Linked DNA regions of Mus musculus: region 2 is linked to region 1. Evidence: chromatin loops called from intact Hi-C (ENCODE). Cell type or tissue: gastrocnemius. All regions are shown on one strand. Region 1 has its middle 110 kb from the start of Zfp788. Region 2 overlaps Vmn2r58 (vomeronasal 2, receptor 58).

Evidence for each region. A loop is a pair of places that touch in the nucleus more often than their neighbours do. Peaks named below come from ENCODE experiments on the same cell type or tissue, not always from the same donor. Only the 100,000 strongest peaks of a DNase experiment are listed, where the experiment ranks them.
Region 2: it touches region 1 in a loop (2.8-fold over the local background); 11 of 42 quality-filtered maps call a loop at or near these places.

Annotation. Positions count from the first base shown.
Region 1 is chr7:41,737,645-41,742,644 of GRCm38, reverse strand. No RefSeq gene overlaps it. Among named protein-coding and RNA genes, the nearest start is that of Zfp788, 110 kb to the right of the region's middle. In gastrocnemius, no CTCF peak of the experiment used is centred here; a DNase peak (open chromatin) is centred at 2,588.
Region 2 is chr7:41,832,252-41,837,251 of GRCm38, reverse strand. It overlaps Vmn2r58 (vomeronasal 2, receptor 58), which reads left to right. Exons shown (of 6, transcript NM_001105055.1): 6 at 1-371. The coding sequence ends at 371. Among named protein-coding and RNA genes, the nearest start is that of Vmn2r58, 38 kb to the left of the region's middle. In gastrocnemius, no CTCF peak of the experiment used is centred here; no DNase peak of the experiment used is centred here.

The DNA of each region.
Region 1 (5,000 bases):
TGTTGAAATCTCCCACTATTATTGTGTGCTATGCAATATGTGTTTTGAGCTTTGGTAAAATTTCTTTAATGAATGTGGATGCCCTTGCATTTGGAGCATAGATATTCAGAATTGATAGTTCATCTTGGTAAATTTTTTCTTTGATGTGTATGAAGTGTCCCTCCTTATCTTTTTTGATAACTTTTGGTTGAAAGTTGATTTTATTCGATATTACAATGAGTATTATAGATTGTTTTTTGGGACCATTTTCTTGGAAAATTATTTTCCAGCCTTTTAATCTAAGGCAGTATCTCTATTTATCCCTGAGGTGAGTTTCCTGTATGCAGCAAAATGTTGGGTTCTCTTTAAATAGCCAGAATTTTAGTCTATGTCTTTTTATTAGGGAATTGACTGATGGTAAGAGAAAAGTAATTTTTGCTTCCTGTTATTTTTGTTGTTAGAACTGGAATTCTAATCATTTGGCTATCTTCTTTAAGGTTTGTTGAAAGATTACTTTCTTGCTTTTTCTAGGTTGTAGTTTCCCTAATTTGTCTTGGAGTTTTCTCTTTATTAGTCTTTGAAGAGCTAGTTTCATGGAAAGATATTGTGTAAAGTTGTTTTATATGGAATACTTTGTTTTCTCCATTTAAGGTTATTGAATGTTTTGTTGGGTATAGTAACCTCGGCTGGCATTTGTGTTCTCTTAGCCTTTGTATGACATCTGTCCATAATCTTCTGGCTTTCATAGTCTCTGATAAGAAGTCTGGAAGGGTCCTCTTTCTCCACAACTTCGCCAGCATCTGCTGTCACATGAGTTTTGATCTTAGCCATTTTCACTGGTATGAGGTGGTACCTCAGGGTTGCTTTGATTTGATTTGCATTTCCCTGATTACTAAGGATGTTGAACTTTTCTTTGGGTGCTTCTCAGCCATTCAGTATTCCTCAGCTGAGAATTCTTTTTTTTAGCTCTGTATCCCATATTAAATACGGTTATTTGGTTTTCTCTAACAAGATTTCTGACTTGGTTAGAAAACCCATGAATTTTTTGATAGAAGCTTTTGTCACTTTGGTCAAAAAAATCTATGAGATATCCAGATAGTATTTACAAATATTTTATAGCAAGAGAAAGCTGTCTCAAATAGACAGCCATCTTGGAGGGAGCTGTCATGAGAAAAATTACAGAAGTTCTAGCTAGAGCAATAAGAAAACTAAAGGAAATCAGGGGAGATAAAATTAGAATGGAAGAAGTTAAAGAATGACAATTCACAGATGGTATGATAAAATCCATATGTGAATCCAGAAATTCTACAGCTAAAAAACACCTTTACAAAACTGGTTAAACAAAATAAAGTCAAAAAATTTAAAAAGCCGTCTTTTAAAGAAAGAGTACCTAGGCTAGGAAAATATTAGGGAAACAAAACCCTTTACAAAAGCCACAAAGAATATAAAATATCTTGCTGTAATTATAGGTGAGCAAGTGAAAGACCAGTATGACAAGAACATTAAGCCTTTGTTGAAGAAAGAAATTGATGAATATTTAGAAATTAAGATGATTTCTCCTGATTGTGGATCAGGAGGGTTAACATAGTAAATACAGACGTTTTGTTAAAAGCAATCTGTAGATTCAATGCAATTCCCACCAAAATTTCACAATAATTTTTACAGACCTTGAAAAACTGGTTCTCAAATTCATGTGAAAAAAAGACCCAGGGTATGTAAAACAATCCTGTATGGGAAAAGAACTTCTAAAAGTATCACCATCCCTGATTCCAAGCTATACTACAGAGCAATAGTAGTAAAAACTACATGGTGTTAGCATAAAAACCTACACTTGATCAGTGGAATAGAATCAAACACTCAGTACTAAACCTTTATATCTAAGGACACTTGATATTTGACAAAGTCAAAACTAAACAATGTAAAAACGGGAGCATCTTCAACAAATGGTGCTGGTTTCACTGGATGTCTGTATGTAGGAGAAAACTAATAAAGCCATATGTATCACCCTGCATATAACTCACCTACAAATGGATCAAAGAACTCGACATAATACCTGACACAGTAAATATAATAGAAGATTAATTGGAGAACTGCCTTGACATCATTGGTACAAGAGACAACATGGTGAACAGAACAATAGCCCAGGGACTAAGATCAACAATTAATAAATTTGACCTCATGACATTTAAAAGCTTTGCTAAGCTAAGTACATCATTAATAGTATAAAACAGCAGCGTGGAGAATTGAAAAAGGTCTTCACCAACCGTACATTCAACAGTGGTCTAATCTCCAAAATTTACAAAGAACTCAAGAAATTAGGTACCAACAAGTAAAATATGCCAATTACAAAATGGAATAAGGGGGACCCAGACGCGCCCTTCCATGCTTGGCGGGGGTGGGTGAGTGGGCAACTATCTCCCAACCCGATCTCTCCCGATGGTCTAAGTCCCCACTGCAGCGCACCGAGGTCAGAGGGCTTGGCTTGAGCCTTGCGTGCCCACCACAGCTCTGCTGCAAGCCTTTCTGCGCACTCGCTCGCTCTGGGGAGGTTGGTCACGTGTCCGTGGTGGAGGTTGGGAGGACCCCGGGCTAGATGAGGGCGGATCTCCAGGGTCAGGAGCTGTGCTCTAACCCCTGGGTTCACAGCAAGGTGGCCAGGCCGCCTGCCTCCAGCCTGCCGCTGGCTGCTGGGCCACTCTCTGTCCCTGCTTGGGACTCAGAAAGGTTTAGGCTCGGGTCGCACTCCAAAAGAACAGCATGCCCTCTCTAAATTGTTCCTGTTGTACCAAAACCTTACAGTCCAATACAGAGAGTTCCTGTCGGTGAGGAGGGTTGCGACAGAGCAGCGGTTCATCTGTGGCTTTCTGTTGACTTGGACTAGGAAGAATTTCGAACACGAACCAAAGTCACGGTCCTAATGCGCCCCTCTCCACTCCCACCCCCTGCACATGTCCTAGATAAACACTCGGCTCCTAACAATCTGGATTCCTCGGTCTCCCGCCCACCCCCACCGGCGCCCTTCCCCTGGATTGAGAAACAAATCCCTGACTGTATATTTCAGTTTATGTCCGATATGGTTGCTGAATCCTGATGAAAGTTTCATTGTTTCTTTAGAAACCTTTCTTTAAAAGCCCAGTAGGTTAAACGGCAAAAAAAAAAAAAAAAAAAAAAAACGTTGAAATAAAGATGGAGGGATAGATTTTTTTAAAAAATGGGATATAGAGTTAAGCAGAGAATTCTCAATAGACGGATCAAGAATAAAATAATAAATTATGGGAAGTTAAAATGAAATAATTTTTTTAAAAGAAATACTTTTTTATAAAAATTTTCCGTGTCTAAATATACAATCTGATGAATGACTTAGATGTCATACATGGTTGATTTACCTTTTTCTATTCCTATCCAATATCCTACCTTAATTCTCTTCACCTAGTTCTCTGGATTCATCTACTCTGTACAAGAATTATTTTACTGCATGCATGTTGATAAAAAAATTTTTCTAAGGTGAACCTCCTGGCCAAGAACTGGCAATTTTTTTTCATTTCAATGTGTTTAGTTTCAGTAGATCAAGTATATGTAGATATCTCTAGTTTATCATTCAACTAACATCAATAATGCATTTACATGACATAATTTTACTTTTCTTAGTTGTCATAAGACATGATTCGATATTAATCTATGTAATAAGTGTCAAACATTCTGTTAATACTGTTTATATATCATAGACATATTGGTCTTGATGAGTTAATGATAATTATCACATTCTTTAAGGTTTAAAAATCTTCATCTGTATGGGTGACATTCATTATTGAAATTACATAAGAAATCCAAATGTCAAATTAGCATAATATATGAAAATATTTAAAGAACGTGATTTTATTCATAATGGGTCATATCAGAAATGTGATTTTCAGATATTTCCCTAGGGATTATGTGCATTGCATCACAGATTTCTGAAGATCTTTGCATTGGAGAATGATCATATGATCTTGAGTTTACTGTTTTGATTGAAGTGAAGCAGGACAGTTAGAGGGAATCTTGAATCTTATGCATGCTATGAAATTTACAAGGTAAATTAATGATGCTAGAAGAAAAAATTATCCTGAGTGAGATAATCAGACAAAAAAGATAAAAGTGTTGTCTATTCAGTTACATGAGGATTTATCTGTTAAGTATTTATGCAACAAGCAATAATACCTATAGCCGCTGATGTTATGTATAAAATAATTCCCTGGGAGTATGAAAAATTACCCTAGGAAGCAGAAATAAAATGTATAGTTATGGATGGATGGGATGCAAGACTGTTATAGAAAGAAATAAATGAGGAATGGAAAGAAAAAGTGAATACAGAAGGGAATATGGGAATAAAGAGCTAAATCTAGAGATCATTTGAGGGATTGTATTTGAAAACAAATACAGTTGAAGTTACTAAGTTTTATGTGTGTGTGTGTTTGTATGTGTATTGTGTGTATGTGTATGTGTATAACAAAATTTAATTGGAATCCCTAAATAATGATAAAATAATGGTAAAACCAAAATCCAAAAGGACATCTCTAGTCAGTAAAAGAGAGCTTTATTGTCAAATGAGTTGCAAATAATTTTTGGCCAAAGGGGATCCATGAGAATCCCTACAACTCAGGTTATTGTCAAGGTAATCAGTTGCTCTACACAATAGCTCAAGACAGCAGCTCATAATTCATTGAGCATAGATAATTGATATTGGCACCTACTTAAAGCCTTTACCACCATTGACTAGATTTCACAGTATTCAGGAGCATTCTGCGTATTACTAGAGGAAAAAAGAAAAAAGAAACACAGCTTTTAATGCTGCAGTCTAAGATGGTGACCTGCCCTCAGCATACGTACAGTAGAGGTTCAAAATGTGTGGAAATATCAACCCACTATCTGATTCAAATAGAGGCCCACTTCATATGACAATGCCTAGGTAGCCAAACACCTGAGATTGGATAGGGAAAGATAGACTTTGGAAAATCTAAATACTACTGTTCTACAACAGTAAC
Region 2 (5,000 bases), 95 kb before region 1:
TATGCAACATGGGTTCAACAGTTGCCTTCCACACTGTACTGGGATACCTCTGCTCCTTAGCACTTGGTAGCTACACCATGGCCTTCTTGTCCAGGAATTTGCCTGACACATTCAATGAAGCCAAGTTCCTGTCATTCAGCATGCAGGTATTCTTCTGTGTTTGGATCACTTTCCTCCCTGTCTACCATAGCAGTAAGGGGAAAGTCATGGTAGTTATGGAAGTGTTCTCCATTTTAGCTTCCAGTGTAGCACTCTTTATATTGATTTTTGCCCCCAAGTGCTACATCATTTTGTTAAGGCCTGAAAAAAACTCCTGTCACAATGTCAGGCACAAAAAACATTCAAGGAGGAACATCAATTTATTTACTTAAAAATTAAAACTTATCTATGATTGTAAATTAAATATTATGGTTTACACCAGTGTCACAGCATTCTAAATGTCTTATTCTGGTATTATAGCATGTGATTGTGTATGCTCATAGTTCTTTTTGTTATTGTGTTAAACTCTCTGTAATAAAATGATTAGTTTTCTTTCATGTTTTAGATACATTAAATGGTTTTTGTAACATTGTTTTAGTAGAGTCTCTTGTTGGGCTTTTGTCCCGTGATTATATTAGTGTGGCATAACCTGATGGGTATAAAGTACTTTTTCTGTATACAATGTGCTGCTGTTGAAGATGTGTAACAATGTTCAGTCATTTTGTCCTTCTTTCATTTAAAAACAAATCATGTGATTGATTTATTTGATTTTGGACTCTAGGATATTCTATTATATTCTACAATGTAAAGTGAACAATATTAGATCAAACTGTCTCTAAGATTCAATTTAAGAAGTTCTTATTTCTAGTGATCAGAAATAACATGCAGTGGTTTCAAATGACAACAGAACTTCCTTCTATTTTAATATATAATCATTTTATTACATGAGAGAAAATCTATCAACTTACTCTGGACAACTACAAACGGTGACTGAGTTGGAACTTGCATTTGTGTAGAAACTTAGAGCTTGTGAAAAGGATGTGAGTGACTGATCAGATGTTTCATGGGCTTTTATGGTTACACTGCACTTTTATCATGAATAGGTGTTGGATTTTGTCAAATGATTTCTCAACATCTAATGACATGATCATGTGATTTTTGTCTTTGAATTTGTTTATATACTGGATTACATTTATGGATTTCCATATATTAAACCATCCCTGTATCCCTAGGATAAAGCCTACTGGATCATGATGGATGATCGTGTTGATGTGTTCTTGGCTTGTGTTTGTGAGAATTTTATTGAGTATTGTTGCATTGATATTCATAAGGGAAATTGGTCTGATGTTCTCTTTTTTTTTGTTGCGTCTTTATGTGGTTTAGGTATCAGAGTACTGTAGCTTCTTAGAATGAAATGAGTAGAGTACATTCGGTTTCTATTTTATGGAACAGTTTGAGGAGAATTGGAATTAGGTCTTCTTTTAAGATCTGATAAAACTCTGCACTAAACCAAGGGCTTTCTTTGGTTGGGAGACTATTAATGACAGTTTCTATTTCTTTAGGAAATATGGAATCGTTTAGATCATTAATCAGATCCTGATTTAACTTTTATATGTGGTATCAGTATAGAAATTGTCTATTATATACAGGTTTTCCAGTTGTGATGACTATAGAATTTTGTAGTAGGTTCTGATGATTTTTTTGGATTTCCTCAGATTCTGTTATATCTCCCTTCTCATTACTGATTTTGTTAATTAGAATACTGTCCCCATGCCCTCCAGTTAGTCTGGCAAAGTGTTTATCCATTTTATTGGTATTCTTGAAAGGTTTTGTTCATTCTTTGTATAGTTCTTTTTGTTTCCACTTAGTTGATTTCAATTCTGAGTTTGATTATTTCCAGCTGGCTACTCTTCTTGGGTGAATTTGCTTCCTTTTCTTCTAGAGCTTTTAGGTGTGCTGTCAAGCTGCTAGTGGATGCTCTCTCCAGGTTCTTTTTGGAGGCACTCAAAGCTATGAGTTTTCCTCATAGAATTGCTTTCATTGTGTCCCATAAATTAGGATATGCTGTGGCTTCATTTTCATTAAACTCTAAAACGTCTTTAATTTCTTTCTTTACTTCTGACTTCATCAAGTTATCATTCAATAGAGTGTTATTTTACTTCCATGTGTGTGGGGGCTTTGTATTATTTATGTTGTTATTGATGATCAGCAATAGTCGGTGGTGATTTGATAGGATGTATGGGATTATTTCAATAGATTTGTATCTTTTGGGGAATGTTTTGTGACAGATTATATGGTCACTTTTGGAGAAGGTACCATGAGGTGCTGAGAAAAAGATATATCCTTTTGTTTTAGGATAAAATGTTCTATAGAAAGCTGTTAAAAACCATTCATTTAATCATTTCTGTTAGGTTCACTTTGTCTCTGTTTAGTTTCTGTTTCCATGATCAGTCCATTGATGTTTGTGGTGTGTTGAAATCTCCCGCTATTATTGTGTGCCTTGCAATATGTGTTTTGAGCTTTGGTAAAGTTTCTTTAATGAATGTGGATGCCCTTGCATTTGGAGCATATATATTCAGAATTGATAGTTCATGTTGGTAAATTTTCCTTTGATGTATACGAAGTGTCCCTCCTTATCTTTTTTGATAACTTTTGGTTGAAAGCTGATTTTATTCAATATTACAATGAGTATTATAGATTGTTTTTTGGGACCATTTTCTTGGAAAATTGTTTTCCAGCCTTTTAATCTAAGGCAGTGTCTCTCTTTATCCCTGAGGTGAGTTTCCTGTATGCAGCAAAATGTTGGGTTCTCTTTAAATAGCCAGAATGTTAGTCTATGTCTTTTTGTTAGGGAATTGACTGATGGTAAGAGAAAAGTAATTTTTGCTTCCTGTTATTTTTGTTGTTAGAACTGGAATTCTAATCATTTGGCTATCTTCTTTAAGGTTTGTTGAAAGATTACTTTCTTGCTTTTTCTAGGTTGTAGTTTCCCTAACATGTCTTGGAGTTTTCCCTTTATTAGTCTTTGAAGAGCTAGTTTCATGGAAAGATATTGTGTAAATTTGTTTTTTATGGAATACTTTGTTTTCTCCATCTAAGGTTATTGAATGTTTTGTTGGGTATAGTAACCTCGGCTGGCATTTGTGTTCTCTTAGCCTCTGTATGACATCTGTCCATAATCTTCTGGCTTTCATAGTCTCTGATAAGAAGTCTGTAGTTGTCCTCTTTCTCCACAACCTCACCACCATCTGCTGTCACATGAGTTTTGATCTTAGCCATTCTCACTGGTATGAGGTGGTACCTCAGGGTTGCTTTGATTTGATTTGCATTTCCATGATTACTAAGAATGTTGAACTTTTCTTTAGGTGCTTCACAGCCATTCAGTATTCCTCAGCTGAAAATTCATTTTTTTAGCTCTGTATCCCATATTAAGTAATGTTACTTGATATTCTCTAACAATATTTCTGACTTGGTTAGAAAACCCATGAATATGTTGATACAAGCTTTTGTCACTTTGGTCAAAAAAAAACTTTGAGATATCCATATAGTATTTACAAATATTTTATAGCAAGAGAAAGCTGTCTCAAATAGACAGCCATCTTGGATGGAGTTGTCATGAGAAAAACTACAGACAGAAGAGCTATATATAGAAGGCTGTCTAGTGAGCAATATCAAGCAGAAGATAATGTATCAGCTTGGAATTTATGATTTGACTCTCATATCATAAGTTTTGGTAATCTCAGATACCCCTTCTCCAACAACCCCTCTTCAAGCCAAGGCTGGCTTTTTATCAAACACTGAGGCAATACCAAGAATAATTAAGTGCTACTCCAAAAGCATTCACTCCACAAAATCTGAAAATTCACACAAAATGGATAACTTTCTAGAGAGACACCACTTGCCAAAATTAAATCAAGGTCCAGGAACTCATTTAGTCATTTCTATAACCTCTAAGAAAATATGAGTAGTGATTAAAAGTTTACCAAACAAAAAGGCCCAGGACAAGATGGTTTTAGCACAGCATTCGACCAAACTTTCAAAGAAGAGCTAAGACCAATACTCCTCAAACAATTCCATTGAATAGAAACAGAAGTAACATTGCCACACCCATTCTATGAGGCCACAGTCACATCAATACCTAAGTCACACAAAGACTTAACAAGGAAAGGGAAATTCTGACTACTTTCTCTAATGTACTTTGATGTCAAAATACTCATTAAAATATTCACAAACTGGGTACAAGATGGCAACACAAACATCATCCATCATCATCATATAGGATTCATCTCAGGGATGCAGGGAAGGTTCAATATATAAGAAGTTGTAAAGGTATTCTACCATATATAAACTGAAAAAAATTCACTTTATTATCTCACTAGATGCTGTTAAATTCTTTATCAAAATCCAAAACCCCTTTATGTCAGAAGCCTTGGAAAAGTCCAGGATCCAAGGTGAGTCACTGACCATAGGAAACACAATATAAAGTAAGACTCCAGCCAAGATTAAATTAGTGGAGAGAAACTATTTTTTTAATTTATTAAAAATTCCATTGAAATTAGATACAAAACAGGGCTTTACACTGTCTACATATTTACTCAATATAGTACATGAAGTTCTAGCTAGACCAATAAGAAAACTAAAAGAAATAAAGGGAACTACAAACTAGAATGGAAGAAGTTAAATAATGACAATTCACAGATGGTATGATAAAATACATGTGTGAACCCAGAAATTCTACCAAAGAAATTCTACAGCTGAAAAACATCTTTACAAAACTGGTTAAATAAAACAACGTCAAAAATTTTAAAAGCCCTCTTTTAAACAAACAGTACATTGTCTAAGAAAATATTAGGGAAACAACAACCTTTACAATAGCCACAAATAATATAAAATATCTTGCTGTAATTAAAGGTGAGCAAGTGAAAGGCTAGTATGACAAGAACATTAAGCCTTTGAAGAAGAAAGAAATTGATAAATATTTAGAAATTGGGATGATTTCCCCTGATTATGAATCAGGAGGG